Linked DNA regions of Homo sapiens: region 1 is linked to region 2. Evidence: read pairs that join two places in POLR2A ChIA-PET (ENCODE). Cell type or tissue: Caco-2. All regions are shown on one strand. Each heading gives the region's core, and the rest is flanking DNA. Links, peaks and the distances in the headings are about the cores only.

Evidence for each region. ChIA-PET counts read pairs that join two places held together with the same protein. Peaks named below come from ENCODE experiments on the same cell type or tissue, not always from the same donor. Only the 100,000 strongest peaks of a DNase experiment are listed, where the experiment ranks them.
Region 1: POLR2A ChIA-PET joins it to region 2 with 6 read pairs; 2 of 35 experiments call an interaction of 5 or more read pairs at or near these places.

What each region holds. Positions count from the first base shown.
Region 1 is chr2:191,370,679-191,383,206 of GRCh38, reverse strand. MYO1B (myosin IB) reads right to left here. Exons shown (of 31, transcript NM_001130158.3): 14 at 1,641-1,745. It also overlaps the pseudogene RNU6-1045P. Among named protein-coding and RNA genes, the nearest start is that of MYO1B-AS1, 130 kb to the right of the region's middle. RefSeq lists an enhancer at 5,630-5,924. In Caco-2, for the core only: no CTCF peak of the experiment used is centred there; a DNase peak (open chromatin) is centred at 5,746.
Region 2 is chr2:191,559,496-191,569,181 of GRCh38, reverse strand. No RefSeq gene overlaps it. Among named protein-coding and RNA genes, the nearest start is that of NABP1, 110 kb to the left of the region's middle. RefSeq lists an enhancer at 3,979-5,178. In Caco-2, for the core only: a CTCF peak has its summit at 2,732 (motif pointing left); DNase peaks (open chromatin) are centred at 2,721, 3,191 and 3,856.

The sequences.
Region 1 (12,528 bases), core at 3,851-7,850, 190 kb after region 2:
TGACCATCTTATCATATTTCCCTTCCTCTCTGAATTTATTTTCTTTATAGAATGGGTACTGCAAATGTCACAGGCAGTTCCCAAAACTTTCTCAATGCAGCTGCCTACCACTGACATAATCTGATTGAAGCAAACACCCTTGACCTGTTCTGAGACTGCCTTCCATTCCACTCTCCCATCTGCAGCAATTTCCCATGCACTTCACTGGCCCTGGGCCAAATATTTACTCAACAGGCCCTTGGGTCAATATTACGTTGTGTATGTTTACAATGTTTATAAGGAAATAAGTTAGAACTTGATCCCAAGAATTTAAAGCCTAGATTCTTCTGTTCTGAATCTGTAATCATAAGGAAAAAAATTAATTTTAGAGTCAATCTTGTGTTGTAGGGAAGTTAACTCTTTCAAGTGTTAAAAAAAACAGGCCAGCGCTACCACAAAGTATTTTCAACATAAGGAAAGACATGAAAATCTATCCACTGGTTCTAACACTGGCTACAAAGCCAAATCCATAAAGCCAAATGTAATCTTTCTGTGTCTACTTAACATTCTGTCCATAAATGTAAACATTTATTTGTCTTCTATTCATTACAGCAAGCTAGCAATCTTCCTATATATTCTTAGAAGTGTTTTAAACAATCTGTATAAACTGTTTTAAGTTACCCATCAAAGTTTGGGCATTCTCTTCATGATGAGAAGACAGGAAAAGAATGAATCGTGCTTTTAGAATATTTATGTTACTAAAAGGTGCCAGACAAGTATAAAACATTTCTGAAGCATAATGAGTACTCTAAAATAAAGATGAAATATTTATGATTTAGCTTTTGAGTAAATGGGTTGTTTTACTAAGCCACTGGGGATAACAATCACATTAGAAAAATCTATATGGAAAGAAAGATAAAAGAGAATTCAGTGTCCTTAATGGCTTAAAATGATACTAAGAAAATAAAGGAAAACAGGTAATATCATTACTAAAATATTAAGGCAAATAAACAAAAAAGGAAATAAAAATATAAACATAACAATTCCTTTTTATTTTTTGAAATAACTAATTTTACACTTGAAAAAAGACTGGCTATTTTAAAAAATAAAAGGGTGAAAAGCAAATATATATTTTTAAATTAATGATGAAAAGACTCTGCAAACACTACTTCTGGTTATTTTAAGATTATATTAAATGAGATAATCTATACATAGCACTTAATATAATACCTGCTATGTAGTAAGGACTCAGTAACTGTTACCTATTTTTACTATAAATTTGAATACTCAATACTTTTTGATATTGAACAAAGTCTCAAAATATTTTCAAATCTACTTACAGTGATGCTGACTTTTTTGGTATACAGTTCTCTAAGTTTTGGCAAATGTATAATGTCAAGCAACCACCACCATTATCAGTCCCCAAAATTCTCTTTGCAGCCACAACCCTCTCACAACTCCTATCTCCTGGCAATCCCTGACTCTATAGCTTCTTATAGGTAATCAGTCTCTATAGCTTTGCCTCTTCTAGAATGACAGATGGAATCATACAGTATGTAGCCTTTTGAATATGGCTTCTTGTTTAGGCTATCTTCTGAATTAGAATTTATATTACGAGTAAAAAAGGACCAACACTTTTAAAAATAGCATTTCAACATTACCTCCCGTATATACTCCTCCTGCTCTTCTTTAAGAGTAAGTTCAATGAAGATTTGTTGCAGCTTTTCGTTACAATAATTAATAATGAACTGCTCAAAGCTGTTGTCCTGTATGGAGAAAATGAAAAACAGCTTTATAAACCATGCCACTAGCTCTCTCAAAACAATGACACTCAGACATCTCAATCCATGAGAAATGCCACACATGATCTCTCAGATTTAACTGTGGCCCAGCACACGGCTCCTAGGACAGACGCTTGCCCATTGCAGGCACTCGAGGAGTGGGTCATGAGTAAGTGAATGAATGAAGTATACACAAATGATGCAATATTTGAAGGATGAAGACTTTTAGTTGACAGAGAAGCACCCCAAACAGAAAAGCTAGAAACAATCTCACTTCCTTTGCTGAAGGATCAGCAAAGACACAGTGAGCTCCACAATCTCTGTCACCAAGTTCTGAATCTCCCATTCTCAGGTGAAACTTCAGAGCTCAAGGAAGTCCCCCTGAACTGACCCCTTATTGTCCCCATCCAGGGACAGATCCCTCACTCTGACTCTTGCATCCTAACCCTTTTTGTAAATCATGTTATACGAACATGTGTGTATGTGTAAGTATACACATGTACAGATTAGTTTCATATACATCTGCCTCACTAGACTGTACATTCTTATGGGTGAGGGCTGACCATGCTCTCTTGTTCACTGTATTCCTACCCCTTACACAGCACCTCACACCTAGCAAGTTCTCAATATGTATTGGCTGACTGTATGAACAAATGAAGTTCCTACCAAATGGAGACCCAAAGATTAAAGCATCTCCCTGACAAGAAACAATCTCTCTCTCTGTAGAAGGCCCATACCCTTGATCACTCTTAGAAGTCTCAGCAGCCTCTCCTTCATATTAATCTCTTATGAATTTGTTGACAGAAGCTTTATGCCTAAATCATTTCTGAACAATCTGCAGGGCTTAATGTATTGCTGTACATCCTGAGAGCACCAAATGAATAAATTTATCAAGAACCACATCGTCCAGGAAGAAGTAGATCTGACACTAAAACTTGTTTTCACCTCTATTTTTCTTTATCGCCCAAAGATGGTGGCAGTGGGAGCGAGGGATAGTATGACTCCACCACTGGTAAACTGGACTCTTCTCCCACAATGGTGGCCAGTCCTGGTCTAATGAGGAAGGAGAGCCCACATGTAATGGTGCAGCCAAAGCTCACTGCTCCTTGTGAACAGGCAGAGCCACTGGCCTTCAAATCCCTCCATACATGATAGAAGTGAAAAAGTCACAGAGTCTTCTGAAAGTTGATCTTTAAAAATCAACTTTGGTCTTACTTAGGAAAACTTAAAAATGATACTTATGCTGCAGCATCTAACTACATTCTTTCCTGGAAGTCAGCTAGGAATTTCTAATCACCAGTGATGCAGTGATCAGAGGAAATTTTAAACTCAAACTCATAAATAACACATGTGAATATATTGTCAGTGACTTATCTTGTTAATGCTAAACTTAGTTAAGGATAAAAGTTTGTTTGTTTTATGTCTTGAAGAGTCTTACTAAAAGGCAAACATTTATTTTCAATAATTTTGACAAATATAGTCAGATACAAAGGGCACTCCTCAGTCCTCATTTTCACACAAATTTTTTAAAACCCTGTGCTCAAATTCGCAGAGCTAACAATTTCAATTAGAAACTGAAGTTGGTCTAGTATAGATGCCTTATTATTATTATACTCAGCATAAAGGCATTCCATATATCAGAAAGTCTCAATTGCTTTGCTAAAGTATGTCCCTATATGATGCAACTATAAATAAAACCTATAAGTAAAAGTAAAACATTAATAACTTATAAGAGCAGATCTTTGACTTTTTTTTTAGACAACAGTCTCATGGAACAAATGTGTTATCTGGCAAGTCTGTGCCCATGGAGCTATTTCAACCCTATTATGCTAAATCATCAAACAGCAAATAATGAGAAGGAAAGGAAAGCACTAGTGTCCTCAGACACATTGTGTAGCTATGAACAGCTCAAAGTACACTTCTAAAACAGGACCATGAAATACACACAAGCAGATTAGAAACCAGAGGCAAAGCTTCACAATTACAAAACAATTTAAGGATTAAGTTACAACTAAATTAAATTTGCCCATAACCTTTAAAAATTCCTGTATGGATTCTGTATTTTATATCCACATGGTTATTCAACAACCACTTACTGCAAAACTCACACAGCTAGAGAAGCTATTAACACAAGAGCATGCAACAGACCAGCACTGCAAACAGGTCATACTTACTGCATTCTGGTGCAAAAAGGGACAAATTACACAAAATGCAGTCAGTTCTTAATTAGCAATAAACTTCTAAAAGTGAGCATGTATTGATAGTTATTCATGGTTACAAATGATGGCTTTTACCATTCAGGCTGTATTTTTGATCAGTGTAAAACTTTGGATCAAGACCCATATCCAGTCAATTCAAAAGACAGGACCACAATACCTTCCTGTGGTGTCTGAACTGTGGTTTGCTAGGGGAGGGTTCTTCAGGATAAAAACAGTTTGACTGAAATAATGATACATCATATAACTTGCCTGAAGCTTTAAAGCTTCAAAATCCAATGCTTCTAATTATAAATTATCAGGAAAAAGAAAACATGCCATCCAGGCTATCACCAGTAATTCTATATGACAAATGCTCCTTCTAACAACCCCACAATATCACCCCTTATCCCAAAATCTTTCTTCAGTTGAATCTCTCCCACTGTAGGTTCCCACACTGCCCCAATCCCGCTTGAAGCAGCCCTGAAAAACATTGCTCATTCTCTCTCCATACCACCCCCCAAAATTTTCGCCGTCCCAACGCTTTACCACTATTTTATTTTTCTTATCAATATAAGAAGACAGGAATGTCAAGCCTCTGAGCCCAAGCTAAGCCATCGTATCCCCAGTGACCAGCACGTATATATCCAGATGGCCTGAAGCAACTGAAGATCCACAAAAAAAGTGAAAATAGCCTTAACTGATGACATTCCACCATTGTGATTTATTTCTGCCCCAACCTAACTGATCAATGTACTTTGTTATCTCCCCCACCCTTAAGAAGGTTCTTTGTGAGATCTGCCCCCTGCCCCCAAAACATTGCTCTTAACTCCACCACCTATCCCAAAACCTATAAGAACTAATGATAATCCCACCACCCTTTGCTGACTCTCTTTTCAGACTCAGCCTGCCTGTACCCAGGTGAAATAAACAGCCATGTTGCTCAAAGAAAAAGAAAAAAGAAAAAAAGAAAACATGCATGACATGTATCCAAGGTCCACATCCACCCAAACAGTCAGGGCAGTGGTGGTTGGCAGATCACCAAAAAGTGAAGAGATCCATCATAATCCAAAAGTAACTCCCCTTTCCCACCCCAGGGACACATCCCTGTGTAGTACCGTGCTAAGGCTCCTTTTCAAAAACCAATAAGGAGAGAGTATTCTCCTGGAGATGCCCTAATAACAAAAACTTGACTGTCTGAACTTACTCTACTGCTAAAAAAACACCGCCCCCTCCCCGCCAAAAAAAAACCAAAACAAAAATAGAATAGCACAATCACCGATGTAGAAATTAACTTACTTCCCCACAGAAATCAGCATCTATTGCAAACTCACCTCCAAAGTCTCCAAAACATGTCATGGGTCACCTAGATGATCCTTACTGCTCAAAGTGAAGGCTAAAGACACACACCTCTCTTGTGATCTAAGCTGAAGTTGATGGCATTGTTCAAATTTGGAGGAAAATGGGACTGCACATATGATTAAAAACTTTCAAAAATTTAAGGAATAATCAATAATCTGCAGAAAATTAAGGAATAGCCTGGCAGCAGTTCACAGAACTCTAACTTGTATAGGTCTAACACATTTTTCCATTAATACAAATATTAAATTAATACCTGGTTTTCAACTTGGGCCCCCTCTCCTTCATAAAATAGCTAAACTGAGACTAGAAACCACCAGATGAATAGGAAGGCCCCAAAGCAACTTTATATGTGGAGACTTTTTTGGTTTGTCAAGAACTGTGTGAATAGCCAGCAATCCCTGAGCCAGGCCCTCTCCCACGTGTCAGGCTCATGAATCAAAGTCTCCAGAAGAGGAAGTGGGCAGGAACTTGCCCCAGGAATGACTCATCTCCTCTCTCCAGTTTTCCACCCATGCTCCAAGTATGCAATTTTTCTCTACTGTCTTACCCACATTTATCCCTGAAGACTAAGGAATAAAACTAAAACTTAGAAACATCTTCAAACAAGTACCTTCTGGGCTTTCTATTACATAACCTCCCTAAATGAAGCTGAGGCTGCTTTAGAGAACAAAGGCAAACAGCAAGGTGTCTGTTCTCTGCTATTTCACACTATAGTTACCAACTATAGATTGGGATAGGGAGCACTTACTATGTTTAGAAGTATATAATATAATCAAATTTTAAACGCTAGGGCTTCTTTTAAGAATTCTAGACTTTGAGTCCATCCTTTCAACATCAAAACAAACAAACAACAACAAAAAAACAAAGCCCAGAAAATCTTATTCCCAGTCGATTCATAACTACTTTATACTCACAAGTATCAATCATAAACTCTCCAATATAAATTAAGATGTATCAAAAATACTGGCCCCTTTGTATATTCTCCTTAGCAACAAAGGAGACTGATGATATTTTATACTCTTTAAGGAAGACAGGTATTTTAAAAACTCTTAGGCTCTTTAAAAACAATAAATATTGAAAGGAAGACAGTAAATAGAAGTGGCAGCTCTGTCCCTCTGTATTTGGGACAGAGAAATGGGAAGGAGTCTGTAGGTGAATATAATGTATTTGAAACAGCGAGCAGTCCAAACACAAAGACCATGGCTTATGTTAATTACATATTAGTGTTTCTTATAGTTCAGCACTTTGATTTGAGGTCAAATTTTGAATATAACATGCTGGCTTGGGGGTTTCTACATTTTTACATACAGTAAAGTCTCCTGCATAATAAATGAGTCAATGCATTTATATAAAAGTTACAGGATTTTGAGTGTATATCACTATTTTAGGGAAGTTGGGCTATATTATTGCTGTAAAATATGCTGTTGGTCCTTGCAAAGATTTATTTGGTGTTAAAGCCTTTGACAGCTTCTGATTATAATGCTGTTCCTATAGAAAAATATAATGCACTTAACCACGGTCCATTTTTAAATATCACAGCATCAAGAAACAGGCTCCAAAACAAGAATTGCTTTTTTTAGAATGTAAACTTAAAAAATCCTCAAAATATATGAGAAAACCATTTAATATGAAATAGTCTCCTTTTTAGACATTTACAAAATTGAATGACTAGCTAAAGGTTTAGAAAATTTCCCTTAACATTTTTTCTTCCAGGTATATACTAAAATACAGCAAATTTTAAGAAAAACAATGTTATCGTGCTCTTCTTAAACATTTTAAAATAGGCTTTCATCTAAAAACTTTTTATACCTGGAAGAAATACACACATATTATTACACAGAACAGAAGCCCAACTTCACAAAGGAAGAAAATTATAATCCAAATATTCCAATTATTCCACACATTTAAGTTTGAATTTTTTTTTTTTTTTTGATACGGAGTCTCGCTCTGTTGCCCAGGCTGGAGTGCAGTGGTGTAATCTCGGCTCACTGCAACCTCCGTCTCCCGGGTTCAAGTGATTCTCCTGCCTCAGCCTCCCAAGTAGCTGGGACTACAGGAGCATGCCACTATGCCTGGATAATTTTTGTATTTTTAGTAGAGACGGGGTTTCACCATGTTGGTCAGGCTGGTCTTGAACTCCTGACCTTGTGATCTGCCCGCCTTGGCCTCCCAAAGTGCTGGGATTATAGGAGTGAGCCACCGTGCCAAGTTTGGACATTCTTATAACTGAAAAGATGGTCTGTGATTTCTGAGAAATATTTACAGCATATCCATAAAATATACACTATAAGACTTTGATTCATGAGACTGACACATGGGGAGGAGTGCCCGGCTCTGGGATTCAGGAATTGCTGGCTATTCACACAGTTGGATCCATCTATCTATCTATCTATCTATCTATCTATCTATCTATCTATCTTTTACAAATCATAGCAGTTGTCATCTTTTGTTTTTAAATCTACTTTAAATTGTTTCCTTCCTCTTCAATTATAAGCTTTCTAGCATAAGAAGGACCAAATGAAGGCAAGAAACTAGAGTAGAAGGTGCTGACTATAGCCAGAATTTCTTTTAAAAACAATTTAGAAAACAAATCCTATGATCATGAGGTGTACCTACCAGACTACAATGACTCTTGCCCAAGTATTAGATTTTTTTATTTGAAATAATCATTGCATCCAGCCTATCATACTCTTACCATATATGGGTCACTTTCAGTGAGGTTTATGAGGGCAAGATAAATAAGGAGTCCATAACTGAAAGTAATTAGCACTTTGCCTGTGTTAAACTAGCTCCACTGTATGAAAGGTGAAATAATCAGCTACTACTGCCTGCTTTGGTCTACAGAACACTAATGACCAATCAGATTTTCCCAGTAAAATATCTGCCAGTTTTAATGCCTGTCAGATAAGTATGTAGAAAACGAGCTGAAATCAATGTAGATTGTTCAACTTACTTTTTAACTTAATATCTTTTTTCAAAAAAAGAATAGCAGTTCTTTTATGGATATGCTATAAATATTTCTCAGAAATCACAGACCATCTTTTCAGTTATAAGAATGTCCAAACATAAATGTGTGGAATCAGAGTATTTGCATTACAATTTTCTTCCTTTGGGAAGTTGGTCTTCTGTTCTACCAGGATGTACAGCTAGATTTTTTTTCCTCTATGCATTTTAATTCACTTCACCTTATTTTTGGTATCAATGTTCTACTGATCTATTTTCCAAACTGACATCGGATCACATGTGGCCAGCCAGGCAGCACTTCCAGCTGGTACTGGGATGTTTTGCAGTCAAATCCATGTGTCATCAACCCATGGTTTAATGCATCAGTTTCCCTCTTCCGTTCAGAGACAGACCACAGGGAATGAAAGGTTTCCACCAGCTCAGCTAAAAAAGGCATTTTCATGGGAACTGCAGGGCCATGGGACAACTAGACGCATTTTTTTAAAAAAGTCTCGCCCTTTAGTGTCCAGTTTTTAAAGAGATGCCCAGGGTATTCTAAAAGGCAGAACTCTTAATTCCTACAGTCAATTGAAGAACAACAGAACAAATAAAAAAATACATGTTATCTATACTCCAGCAGTTTCTTTTCACTTGGGTGGAAAATATCACAGAAATTTTCATTTTTGCCTTGATGTGGATCTGAATACTTCTTCCATACTCTGACCCCTTGTACTTCAACTTGCAGTACTTTAAAGTTCTTAATTTTCTTGGTTTCCTAACACTCTGAGCTTCCTGATGTCTCCATGTGTTCTAACATTGCTGAGAATCCAGGAAAATATAGGCTGGCATCTGGGAATGTATGTGAATAATTTATTAAAAGAAGAAAAACACGTCTGTAACTCTGTATTAAAAAGCAGGTAAAAGTACCTAAAAATCCCCAACCAAATCGCTAATCTAACCTCCCCACAAATAAATTTATTTAAAAAAGTTATTAAAAATCAAAACTGAAGATTAATCTGAGAAGGCTTAAAAAGGAAAATGGAGGTAACAATTAAATATAATGAAAAAACAAATCTTGATTCTCTCAAGGAACTGGGGGGAAAAAAAGAAAAATTATTTACTGCATGTAGAAGGAAAGTTAAATTTTTATAATTTGATGGCCATTATAAGATTTGCTATAGACATATAACTGATTGGATTTGGCCTTGGCTGAAAGTTCTGTTTAAACGGAGTAAAAACCGCCTCCCAGGTTCAAGCGATTTTCCTGCCTCAGCCTCCCAAGTAGCTGGGACTACAGGCGCAAGCTACCACGCCCAGCTAATTTTTGTATTTTTTAGTAGAGACAGGGTTTCACCATGTTTGCCAGGATGATCTCGATCTCCTGACCTCGTGATCCACGCACGTTGGCCTCCCAAAGTGCTGGGATAACAAGTGTGAGCCACCATGCCCAGATGAACAGTAGGTGAGGCCCAATGTTTTACAAGGGTGTTTCATACAGTGGCCAAGCAGCATGAACACCACATGTTTGGAATCTGCAGTTTACTCCAGAGACTACTGTCTAACAGAGCATTTGGTCTCAACCTTGAGTGCACACTGGAATCACCTCAGAGCTTTAAAAAGGTTGCTGCTGCAGCCCCATCTCCAGAGATTCTGACATAATTGCTCTGGGTACAGCCTAGACATCTGAATTTGCAAAAGCTCCCCAGGTGATGCCAATGCACAGCCATTTGAGAACCACTGAAATAGAGTAATCCTCTGAAGAAAGGAAGAATATTTAGAAATGTAACACAGGCAGCCAGGCCGGCGCGGTGGCTCATGCCTGTAATCCCTGCACTTTGGGAGGCTGAGGTGGGTGGATCATGAAGTCAAAAGATCGAGACCATCCTGGCCAACATGGTGAAACCCTGTCTCTACTAAAAATACAAAAATTAGCTGGGCGTGGTGCTGCAGGAAAATCACTTGAACCCTGGAGGCAGAGGTTGTAGTGAGCCGAGATCGCACCACTGCACTCCAGCCTGGAGACACAGTGAGACTCCGTCACAAAAAAAAAAAAAAAAAAAAAAAAAAGGAAATATAACGCAGGCATTTTCATAAACTGAAGTCTCTAGTTGAAACAGTGTTGAGAAAAATGATGGTATAACTTGCAGAAGGAGGGCACATTCAGCAAGACAGGTATGGAGAGAAACTTGAATTAACCAGAAGTGAAAAATATTCTTGGATTGCTGAAGGGTATAGGGTATTTCACCCAGCATCAAGTTAAAGGATGTTTACACAGGAACATCTGACTTCTGTTCTGATTAGGTCTGTAGCAAACAAACTTTTAAAACGTAATATAGTTTCCTGATTAGACTTTCCTACCTGATAGGATACATCCTCTGGCAGCCACAGACTCTCAATCTTAGGGCTAAGACTCTAAGCTCCATGCAGACAAGGAATATCTCAGTTATGTTTACTACTGGTATCTGGTAACTCAATAAACACTTGAGAAATGACTCGAATTGTTTATGAGTTATAACTCAGTTTCCTTTGAGTGTTATAAGTGTTTCTTTTCCCATGGCTAATTAGATCTTAGGACCTACTGGAAGTCAAAGTTAACTAGATATCCCATCATAACCTCATTATCCTATTTTTTAAACTTTCCATGTGTTGTGATATGATATTAAGCCATTGCCCACTGGCTTAAGATCAATAATCCTTTTCTAGCAAAATTAAAACAAAATCAGTTTCTTTGACTTTGGAAATGTCATTGAATGTATCTTCTTAATCTAACTTTCTAGTGAAATCTCTGCTTACCCATCTCCCCTGCTCATGAAACCATTTAAATCTAGATTAGCACAGCAATGTGCTAGGTAGTAAGTCTTTTTCCCTGCCAACTGTAAAGAATGACTTTGGCATTCTGCCCATTTAGTGATAGTAACTTGAGGTCTTGCTAGAAAGAAATTAATTTCGGCAGTGATTTCTGTGTGTACTCAAGCATTTCTCCTAACTCAGAAACCTCAAATTCTTCCCTTTCTACCAAGAAATTGGTAGCTTTCCTTTGTAGATTCTGCTAAATGGGCAGCAATACAAGCAGATGCTGTGTTGAAGACCTCTGTTCTGGGGACCCCATGGGGAAGCCACCAGCACACACACTTCCATCTACGAAGCACCCAATGCTGGCCAGGAGCTTGGAGTAATGACAAGGGTGGAGAAACAGGGGAGTCAGAGACTTACCACATTTATTTTTTTCTTACTTCCAGATACTGGGGAACCTGTTACTTTGGGAAGAAAGGTGAGGAAGTGCCCCTGGTCTCAATCTTAGTAAGAAAGAAAAGCAATAAATGAAAATATTAAAAGGGCCTGGAGTTTAGGTCCTGAGTCTGCCGCTAAGTAGCTGTATAACCCTGGGGAGTTAGTTGACCTGAGGAGCTTTACTTTCTCATCTGTAAAATGGAATTCATAATAATAACAGCTACTTCATGAGGCTGTTTTGAAAAGTAAATCAGACCATACACACACCACTTACCACAGTGCTTACATACAGTCGGCCCTCAATTAGTACTTACCATTAGCTATTAAATATAGAATATGATTGAGGGAAAACATACTAAGAAAAAGGCATGTGCTAGCAAGGTCTGGTTTAGGTGAAAGGAATGATCTGATGTTTTTTTTCTGAGATTCTGTGACCCTAATTTTTTAGAACATGTAAATTCTTTGGGAACATTCTGGGCAGAGCCTGGTTCCTTAAAGAAATTCACAAATCTTACTTGTGGAGGAGAATTAAGAAAGGAGGAGCCCGATCTACTTCTTATTTCCGTGAACCAAACTAAAATACCACTCCTAAAAGTGAGAATAAATGTTTTAATAGATCCTTAAAACTCCTTCTAAATGTCAAAGTTAGCAAGGGGGCAAAAAGGAAATTCTAACATAAGTAGATAATGTTTATTTTCCAAATCACTTTTTTCAGGGGCCATGCTCATCTTCTCTATATCATTCTAATTTTAGGTATATGTGTTGCTTAACCAAGCACAAATGGTTTAAATATTTAATCTGTAACAAGCATAGAATCATTTTAAAAAATTCACCATGAGCTTCAGCAGAAATTATTTCAACCTCTGCAGCAGAATTCATTATCATAAGATCACAGTAATGAGACTCAACACATCACCTAATCCAAATCCTCTTTCTCTGAGTCTCACAGATGAAATGACCAGCCCTGGCAAGGCCAGAACCTATGTCCAGCCCTCCTGTGGCTTTCTTTATGGCACCAACCTGCCACACTTTCTAAC
Region 2 (9,686 bases), core at 1,039-5,038:
TCTCTTATCCTCCCCTCTCCCCCTCCCACAGAGCCCACTTTCTGAGCTCTGAGCTCTGCTTTCTGCAGGCTTGAAAGAACTTTACTGGAAGCTCTGGCAGAAAGTTAAATTGAATAAAGATCAAAGTTAATAAATTTCCTGGTAAACCCACAGATGGTCCACTTTAAAGGCAATAGTCCCATTCACTTCTGATTAAAATAAAAATTGTCTATAAAGAAACTCCCTAGAACAAAGTTGAATGATGGAACCATATTAAGAGAGCAGTTCATTACCCTTAAGTGAAAAATGCACAAAGTCATCATTCAGAGGCAGTAATGGAGTGGTGATGGTAAAGAGGTAATTAAACCTACATTTAGCTGAACAATTTGGGAAATCCTCCAGGGCACTAGAAATAGAATAGTCTCCCCAAAATACATACTATCTTCAGGCTACCTAGATGATCAGATTGGTGTCACATTTTATGCATAGGTCCAGTTACCTTTCAGTATCAGAGTGCAAACATTAGAAGCAAGTTCTGCCTATGGTCACTAGTTTGGTTTCTTTGTTTTTGGAGAAAGCATTTACTTGTATCCATTTCCTCATCTCCTAATATTTATCCCCATTAGCAGGTGCATGTTACCTGATCAATCTGGGGGAGGCATGTACTTGCATAATCACCTTTCTCCTCCCTACCCCCAGGGCCACCTCCCATTTCCCAACTTTTCAGAAACAATGAACTTGGTAGAATCTTATCAATTTTATTAAAGAATAGAAATGTACTGTTAATTATGCAAAAATTGGTGGCAACATTAATTAGACTCTGGATCACTGACATTCCTCATTCCTTCCCCTTTTCTTTCCATGTCAATGGAGTATGCAACCTTATTTACAACAAAGACTTTCTTAGGAAAAGTATAAATTATAACATTCTATTTCTAAATTCCTTAGCCACAGACTCTTCTGTAATCTTGGTGGGTCCTGTTGTTTGGAAAAGATGAAGATCTCCAAGATTTACTGGAAATTTGTAGGCAAACTTTGGTCCAGCTCTCCTGTGCTCTCTGCACTTTTTTTTCTTTTTTGAGATGGAGTCTCGCTTTATCGCCCAGGCTGGAGTGCAGTGGCTGCAATCTCGGCTCACTGCAACCTCCACTACCTCCAGGGTTCAAGCAATTCTCCTTCCTCAGCCTCCTGAGTATCTGGGACTACAGGAGCGAGAAACACACTTGGCTAATTTTTGTATTTTAGTAGAGACGGGGTTTCACCATGTTGGCCAGGCTGGTCTTGAACTCCTCACCTCAGGTGATCCGCCTGCTTTGGCCTCCCAAAGTGCTGGGATTACAGGAATGAGCCACCGTGCCCGACCTGCTCTCCGCATTTTAGAGATGGAAAGTGCTAACTGTGGAGGTGAAGTATTTCATGAATATATGCAGACACACAGCAAAGACAAGTCGAACCTGTATAATGATAGTGTGCTTTAGATTTTATGGCCAAAGCTAATTTTAACTAAACAAAAAAGGCTGCCCAAATCTCCAAATTCTTACCCCAATTGCTGCTGACTTAGAATGATCCTGGCGAGGTCAATTACCATCCTCTTAACTCTATTTTCTTCTGACGCTCTCTATCAAGTTCCACTAAGTATATCAAAAATTAACAAAAAACTCTTTGACTTCCTTAGATGGAAAGGAATCCAGGCAGATTAATAGGACACAGTATTGCAATTCTTAATCATTGAGATTGCTGAAGGCTGGCAGGTGTAATTAAACAGTCATCAGCCCATAAACTGCGGGTGAGAGTTCAGTGCCGATGTGTCAAATTGGACAAAGTTAACCAGAGGGCTCACCTGAGGAATGAAACTGGGAGACACTCAAGCTTTAGAGTGTCCCATTAGAATCAGGCAGTAATTATAAAACAGGATTCACTGAGAGCTCTTTCAAATTCCAGTGAAGAGCTCATTTCTGAAGCCATTTGTTAAGTTATTGCAGCCAACTATTGCCATTGCTGCAATTGCTTTTGCAGAGCCAAAAAAGAAACTAATTTTAGCTACCTCTTCTACCTCTTACCTTTCCTAGGAAAGAATTTTCTTCAGAGAATCTGAAAGTTGAATCTTCTAGTAATAAACACTTTAGAAGATAGAAAGCAAGAAAAATCTCAGTCGAGAATCTTTTCACAAAGTAACTAAAGAGGCATTATTGGAAACAAGTGGAGAGGAATGGCAAACTGTCACAGCTGTGGCTGCCTGCTCTTAAAAGTAGGAATGCAGTAGAAAGAAAATCCTTGTGGAAAAGTTAATATGACTGTGGATGCTAGGTATGCTGGTGCTACCCCTGGGCCTGGGAGTAATCACCCACTCCAACCAGCATAAACTCCAGGGAGCATGAGATCTGGATCTGACTCCCCTTAGAGCTCAACAAACACTTCTAGGGACCCACAGAAAAAGGCGTTGCCCGTCTGGGTGTATGATAGCGTTGTTTCGGTGGAGAAGCTTCTTCATTATTCAGGAACACGGTGAATGATTGAAACTTACTCCAGCGCCTGGGGGCAAGCAATTTATGATGAACCTCCATAAATGGTTTTTTAAAATCACCTTAAAATTAATGCCTTCTATAGCCCAGAAGAAGGTGGCGGAGGAGACGTGAAGCCTCTTGAGTTTGGACCTCAGGCAAGGAAAAGTTGGGTCTGGCTATAAATGGACCCTTGAGGTGAGAAACCTGGGGACCTCGGATACGATTGTGGAAGTGCCTGTGCTGCCCCCATGTGGACAAAATGGTTCTCTTCATGGCTTTGCTCCTTTGACTCTAGGTTGAGGGTCACAGGATATAGGATTGAAGTGGTGAATATTCTGGGATCTGCTGGTAACAAAAAGAAACATTGCTTTAGTGTTCAGACCAACACAAGGCTGGCTTTGCCATATAACCCTGGACCTGCTGGCATTCTGCACTCTTCTTTTTTTTTTTTTTTTTATTACTCGCTTCTTGCTACACATATTTGTTGAGTTCTGGCCATGGAACCATGATAAGCTCCTGGGATGGTCAAAAGCCTGAGGTGCAGTCCTTGCTCAATAAGCAGATAAGATAACCCTCACATCTATGAATGCGATCTGATAAGGTGGCAAAGAGAACAGGGAAGCAAAGTTGTGTGAGCACAGAAAGAATAGAGAAGGACTTATTCCTCCAGAGAAGGCTCAAAGAAGGCCTCGGGGAAGAAGAGGACTTTGGAACATGTTTTGAAATCCAGGAGGATGTCCCCATGTGGGGGAATAGGAGAAAAGTGCTGCAAACAGAAGGAACAACATAAACCGTAGCACAGGGACCTCACTCCTCTTGGCGAAAGTGCAGTAACCCTTGTGGCTAAAATAAGAGGTGACTGGGTAAAGGAAGGAGGACTCAGTGTGAGACCATACAAGGAGGTTGTGGACAAAACAGGAAGTGTTTTACAAATGCTTGAACTTTATCCTATAGACAGCAGGAACCACTGAAGTCTTTTAGAGCAGATAAGATGTGATCAAAGTATTACTTTTAAACAGTCACTCTGGCAGCATTGTGGAGAATGAATTTTGGAGTCGGTGTAGAACCTAGAAGAAGGAAAGGAGAACAAAGGCTACGGTAGTATTGGCCAGGGGAGAAATGATGAGGTCTGGGTGGGGCAATGAAGTGGCAGGTTTTAAAGCAATATTTCTGATAGACAAGTGGTAGGCTTGGAGATTTATTGGATGTAGAGGTTGAGGGAAAGGGAAACAAAGGATGATTCCCAGGTTTCTAGCTTGTGTCTAGACTAGAGAAATGTTACTGCCATTAGCCATGGGAGGAATTATTGAGAGAGGAAAAGATTGTGCAAGGGGGATATTGAGCATTTGTTTTTGGTCACGTTAGGCTCGTAACCAGGGCTGCACCATGAGGAATTGCAAATGTAGGTCTGGACCTGAAGTATTTATGACCCATTTTTATATGAGAAAATTGAGGCTCTGGAATGTTAATGTGTCCAAAGATTCCTAATAGGTGGTGATGTTTAGTCATCCTTGTGTCTCTGGTTTTAGCATAGTACCAGAAATGAATAAATGCCACGCTATTATCTGAAAGCCAGAGAAGAGAGAGAGGGCAGAACCTGGAAAACACCAGATTCCAAGGACAGTCCAAAGAAGATTGGGCCAGCAAGAAGGACTAAGAAAAAGCAAAACCCAGGAATGAGAATTCCAAGAAAGAGGAAGAGATTCACATGTCAATGCCTCAGAACTCAGAAAGAATGTAAATGGGATATCTGAGGTCATTTTTTACCTTTAGTAGAGAGGTGACTATGCAAGCTGGTTTGGAAATGACTTGGGAGAGAGTGAAAGGTGAAGCCATAGGAAAAAAAGTCAGACTAGACTTCTGTGAATTTAGACTTCAAGCAAGATAAGGAGAGGCAGTAAAAGAGTTGGAGATTGAGGGAAGGTTTTCTGGGCTGGATGGATGGTTGCTTTTAAAGAAAAAAGTAGATTTGAGTATGTTTATGGGCAGAGAAAAAAGCTCCCATGGACAAAGAGAAGCCAGAGATAAAAGTCAGTGGGAAACATGAGGATGGGCTAAAGAGAACAGGTGATGGGGTAACTTTACAAAGGAGCATTTACATCTAATCCTCCAAAACAGGAGGGGAGAAGAAAACACGAACACGGAAGCTCGCCTTAAAAAATCAGCTTCTAGGCTATGGTTATTTCTTGATTACATATCATGAATTTCTCCAGAAGTGCCTGATTCGAAGAATCTTCCATAGTACCCACAGCAATCGATGTTGAAAAGCCAGAAGTCCAGTTTTTCTATTTTATTTGGCATAGGCAAAATGAAGTTTTTACTTGCAGCTTTTATTTTCTGGTTTTTATTTTGAGCTATTTCAACCTGCAGTCAACAATGGAAAATATCAGACCAAAAGGGACATAAAAGGAAAGGGCCTTCCATTTCACCATTAACTTGCCTTCCAGGAAATACCACCACTAAACAGCCACAATAAGCCGCACCACAGTGCTTCCCCTCAACTCTTCATCTCTTGGTTACCCTGGACGAGTGAGGGACCATTGACATTCCCCACAATGGAGTTCAAAACTGTACAATTGACATTATAGACAGTAAAATATCCATTGGTATCTACTCCTCATTTCAATTAGAGTCCTCTCCCTGAACATGATCCTCTAAAGCCGAGCAAGAATTCTGAGGTCTTTGTTCTCCACACTTTCAGTTTTATGATACAGTCCGATCAACGAGAGTTCTAAACTTTACACACAATTTTAAATGGCAAAGCAGCTCAGGATTTTGACTGACTAAATATATTTCTCTAATTTTATAATAATTACCCTACTTCCTTTCTTACATGTACTATTTATATCCTGAAAAGATATCAGATCTGAGAGGGTCTACATAACTGAAGCTTTAGTTTGGATTTTGTCAAAATGGGGAAGAAATGTAAAGGATTTCTTTTTCTGAAACCACCTTTCCTCTTAATACTCTGGAGGTTTGATAAATGTTGCATATACCGCCACCTGCCTCCCACCCCCACTATCCCCAAATGTACCTTACAAAGTTTTGCAAATGGCAAGCGATGAATGGTACAAAGACCACCTGCTTTTGGCTGGGAAGAGCCAAGTCCAGGTCTTAACATGAAACACCTATTTTAGTCCTGATGTTTTCAATGGATATGAACTTTATGACTACAGGGTACACTAAGCCACACTGCAGACAACATTGGGATTCCTTTGCGATCAACCACACCACATCAAACTGCACTCTATTCATGCTCTATCTACAAGTCTTCCCAAACTTATCTTCTTTTCTTGCTAAACTTCTATTTCAAATTTTTTATCTTCCTCCCCTTTATATATCAGCATTCTCTAGAAGAAACTAGAGCATTTTAGATGGAAAATGTAGCCTTTATGTAACAAAAAGAAATTTCAAAATTGTATCTCTTCCCCAAATCTTTCTAGGTCATATATTGTGTCAAGAAGATAGCAGGCTAATGTCACCCTCTAATGGAATAGTGTTTTCAGGGATTTAACTGCTCAAATGGACCATCCTTAAGGTTATTCAACTTTTTGTTCTGACTCCATTTCACCAATCACCTTCTTAAAAAGATTTTTTTCACTTCAAATTCAATTCTAACTCAATCTTCTCTTGCAAACCAGTTTCCCATTTTGACTTCTTTATATTGTATTTCTAACAGTTTTTTAATAAAATTAATATATGTTGGTGGAGCGCTGTGGCTCACGCCTGTAATCCCAGCACTTTGGGAGACCGAGATGGGCGGATCACTTGAGTTCGGGAGTTCAAGACCAGCCTGGCCAACATGGCGAAACCCCATCTCTACTAAAAGTACAAAAATTAGCCAGGGATGGTGGTGCATGCCTGTAATCCCAGCTACTTGAGAGGCTGAGGCAGGAGAATCGCTTGAATCTGGGAGACAGAGGTTGTAGTGAGCTGAGATCGTGCCACTGCACTCCAGCCTGAGTGACAGAGCAATTACATTAGTTATGCATTGTTCGTATGTGACTATTCCTCTAAAATACGTGTTTAAAGTCTTTGGATTCAAGCATATTAAGATACCACTGTTTATTTAATCAATCTCTTACTATCAAATATGTAAGTTGTACCCAGTTTTTTCAAGTTATCAGAAATATTGCAATTAAAATCCAGCTATATTATTTAGTGTATCTTACTATTTCCTCAGACTGATTTCCTAGAATGGGAGGCAGACAGTTTGGATGGAATCCTAGATTTATTCCTTTCTATTGGTGTGACTCTAGGCAAGTTGTTGAGTCTTTCTTTGCCTTGGTTTATCTGCAAAATGGAGATTATGATAACACATAATTCATAGGATTGTTGAAAAATTAAACTTAGTAGAAGTTCCAAATAAGTATTTGCTGTTGTTATGAAAACCTTTAAAGTTTTCAATGCATATACAACATTTTAGGATGTTAAAACTAAAGTTTGACCCTGCCACTTGGAAACAATAGTCTCCAGAACCCACACTCTTAACTGCTAGGTTTACTAACACTCATGAGCATAACAACTCCAGTTCTAGGAATTTAGGCTGAGGAAATACATGACAGACACACACAAAGTAAAATACATGCAATAGATGTTCCACACCGAAGTTAGGTGCCTGAACAAAATGTTCAAAAGATAGACAAAAAAGCTAGGCTTTCTACTTTAGATCACTCAGGCAAAGACTAAACAAGTGCTGAGTGTGGAAGAAGTGGATTTGGGAGGTGATGTCTTCAGCTAAGCCATGCTGTGACAGCCTGCCCATCACCAGAGAGAGGGGAGCATGGTATCTCCCACCACAGGCTTAGTGACTTCTTCCTTTGCTGTGTCCCATCCTCTGAGAGGCCAGAAGATGCAATTAACAAGGAGAAAGAGGGAAAGAAAGGAGTGAGAGAAGGTGACCAAAACCACGGTGCAAAGAACAGGTGCCCCGTTGAACACAGACCTCAGGTGGGACAAGGAAAGGAAACGTCTTACCTGTGAAAAAAAAGACTGAAGTTTGATTAATAGCTTGGATTGTATACTCTTAATTTCTGAATCAAGCCAGCATTTGTGGCTTAGAACATAGGCCAATCTACTCCCCAAGAGCAAGCAGAACAGAGGGGCATCCAAGTTCTCAGCCAGTGAGTAGGGGAAGCTTCCACCACCAAATACATTTTTAAGTAATGATAGGAGACACAAATGAGGAATCCATTATGCTTGTCCAATGGAAAGGCTCCACATAATAATAAAACATTGCCGCCCAGAAAACTTGTCTCAATTTATATTCCAATGAGCAGTGTACAGGAGTCTCTTTTTCCCTCACTACAAAATATATGATCTATAATTTGGTTTCCCAAATAGATTTTTTTTTTTTTTTGAGATGGAGTCTCGCTGTGTTGCACAGGCTGGAGTGCAGTGGCACAATCTCAGCTCACTACAACCTCCGCCTCCCGGGCTCAAGCCATCCTCCCACCTCACCCTCCGGAGTAGCTGGGACTACAGGCACCTGGCACCACGCCCAGCTAGTTTTTTTGTTTTGTTTTGTTTTTTGTATGTTTAGTAGATACAGGGTTTCGCCGTGTTGGCCAAGCTGGTCTCGAACCCCTGATCCACCCACCTCGGCCTCCCAAAGTGCTGGGATTACAGGTGTGAGCCACCCTGCCCGGCCCCAAATAGGCTTTATTTGTGTGAAGAGAACAAACTGAATGGCTGACACAGATATATTGCTTAGCAAGTATATTTCTAATAGTAAATAAATAAATTGGCATTTTAATTTATCAGCCAGCCAGTGTTTTAAGAGATTAGTTAACACAAATAAGCCCCCTAGAATGAAGTCACTTCTCACAGAGATGACAATTCAAGTTCCCCACACGTGCCCAGCCGAGCAGTTCTCCAGCAGCCCCAGCGCGGGCAGCCTCCAAGGTCCTCCGGGAAGCCAGCTGGCTGGCAGGTTGGCCTCTCTTTAGCACCATTTAAACTGCAACAAGCAGAACAGCAGGCTTTGAGGAGTGAGGACATGAAATGTCCTCCGGGGACCAAGAAACTGGATGTTCACAGATCCAGTTTCTAATTGCAAAGCAGCTAATCGTAGAGCATCTAATCGAGAGGCAGCATTTGAACAAAGAGTGGAAATAACCCCAACGCCATTCAGCACGGAATGAGACCCAGGCCTCTCAATGAACAACTCCTTCCAACAAAAATAGCAAGTCTGCGGCGCCACGTAAAGGTGCTGCCAATGGGGTGTGTGCACATTACTGTGACAGGCAAACACAACATCAAGAAAACACTTAATCTTCCTGTTTATCCCCAGAAGGACTAATAACCAGAGTGAGAGGGAGAGCTGCATTCTTCTTCATTTAGAAACGAGCTCCCACTAATGCCTGGCTCTCCAAGTTTATAGACCAAATACCTGCTCGCACTAAAACTGCCACATATTGTAAACCTCACCAAGGAAGTGAATCCATCACGTTCTCACTCCCTTAAGAATAGTTTTTCCCTGGAGTACATAACCCATTACTGCATATCTTGTAGAAATCAAATGCAGACTCTATCTTCCACCACAGAACAAATCGGTTTTGCAGAAAAATGCACAAATCATGACATTTTGTTTTTCTTTCACTTTAAGGCTTTTATTTCATTATGGTTATTGTTTTCTTCTTTTTCTTTGTTTTCAGGCAGCAGTTTCTAAGGCATCACTACACTTGGATTAGAGCCACAGCTAGGGAGGGGATGCCATTCCCCACTTAGTCTCTAGCTACAGGGATGGTACCGAGGCCCGCTCCGGGCTACAATGAGAAGCAGATTGAGGGGCCTGCAAACCCCGTTGATTTACCTTGAACCCTTTTCTGACTCTTTGTCTCCCACTCTTTCCTACAGGTTCCTGATCTGATCCCTCCAATCAGCAGACATTTCTCTGTGATGTCACTAACACTGTCAGTCACCAGACTTGTTCTTTGGGTTCAGGGACTTATTATTCACCCTGTACCCCTAGGGCTGGTGCTGGGTGTGGCACATGGTAAACCATCAATGAATATTTGGAGATGCCAGGCATGGTGGCTCACACCCCTAATCCCAGCACTTTGGGAGGCCAAGGCAGATGGATCACTTGAACTTGGGAGTTCAAGACCAGCATGGCCAATATGGTGAAACCCCGTCTCTACAGAAAAAATATTAGCCAGGCCTGTTGGCACATGCCTGTAATCCCAGCTACTCGGGAGGCTG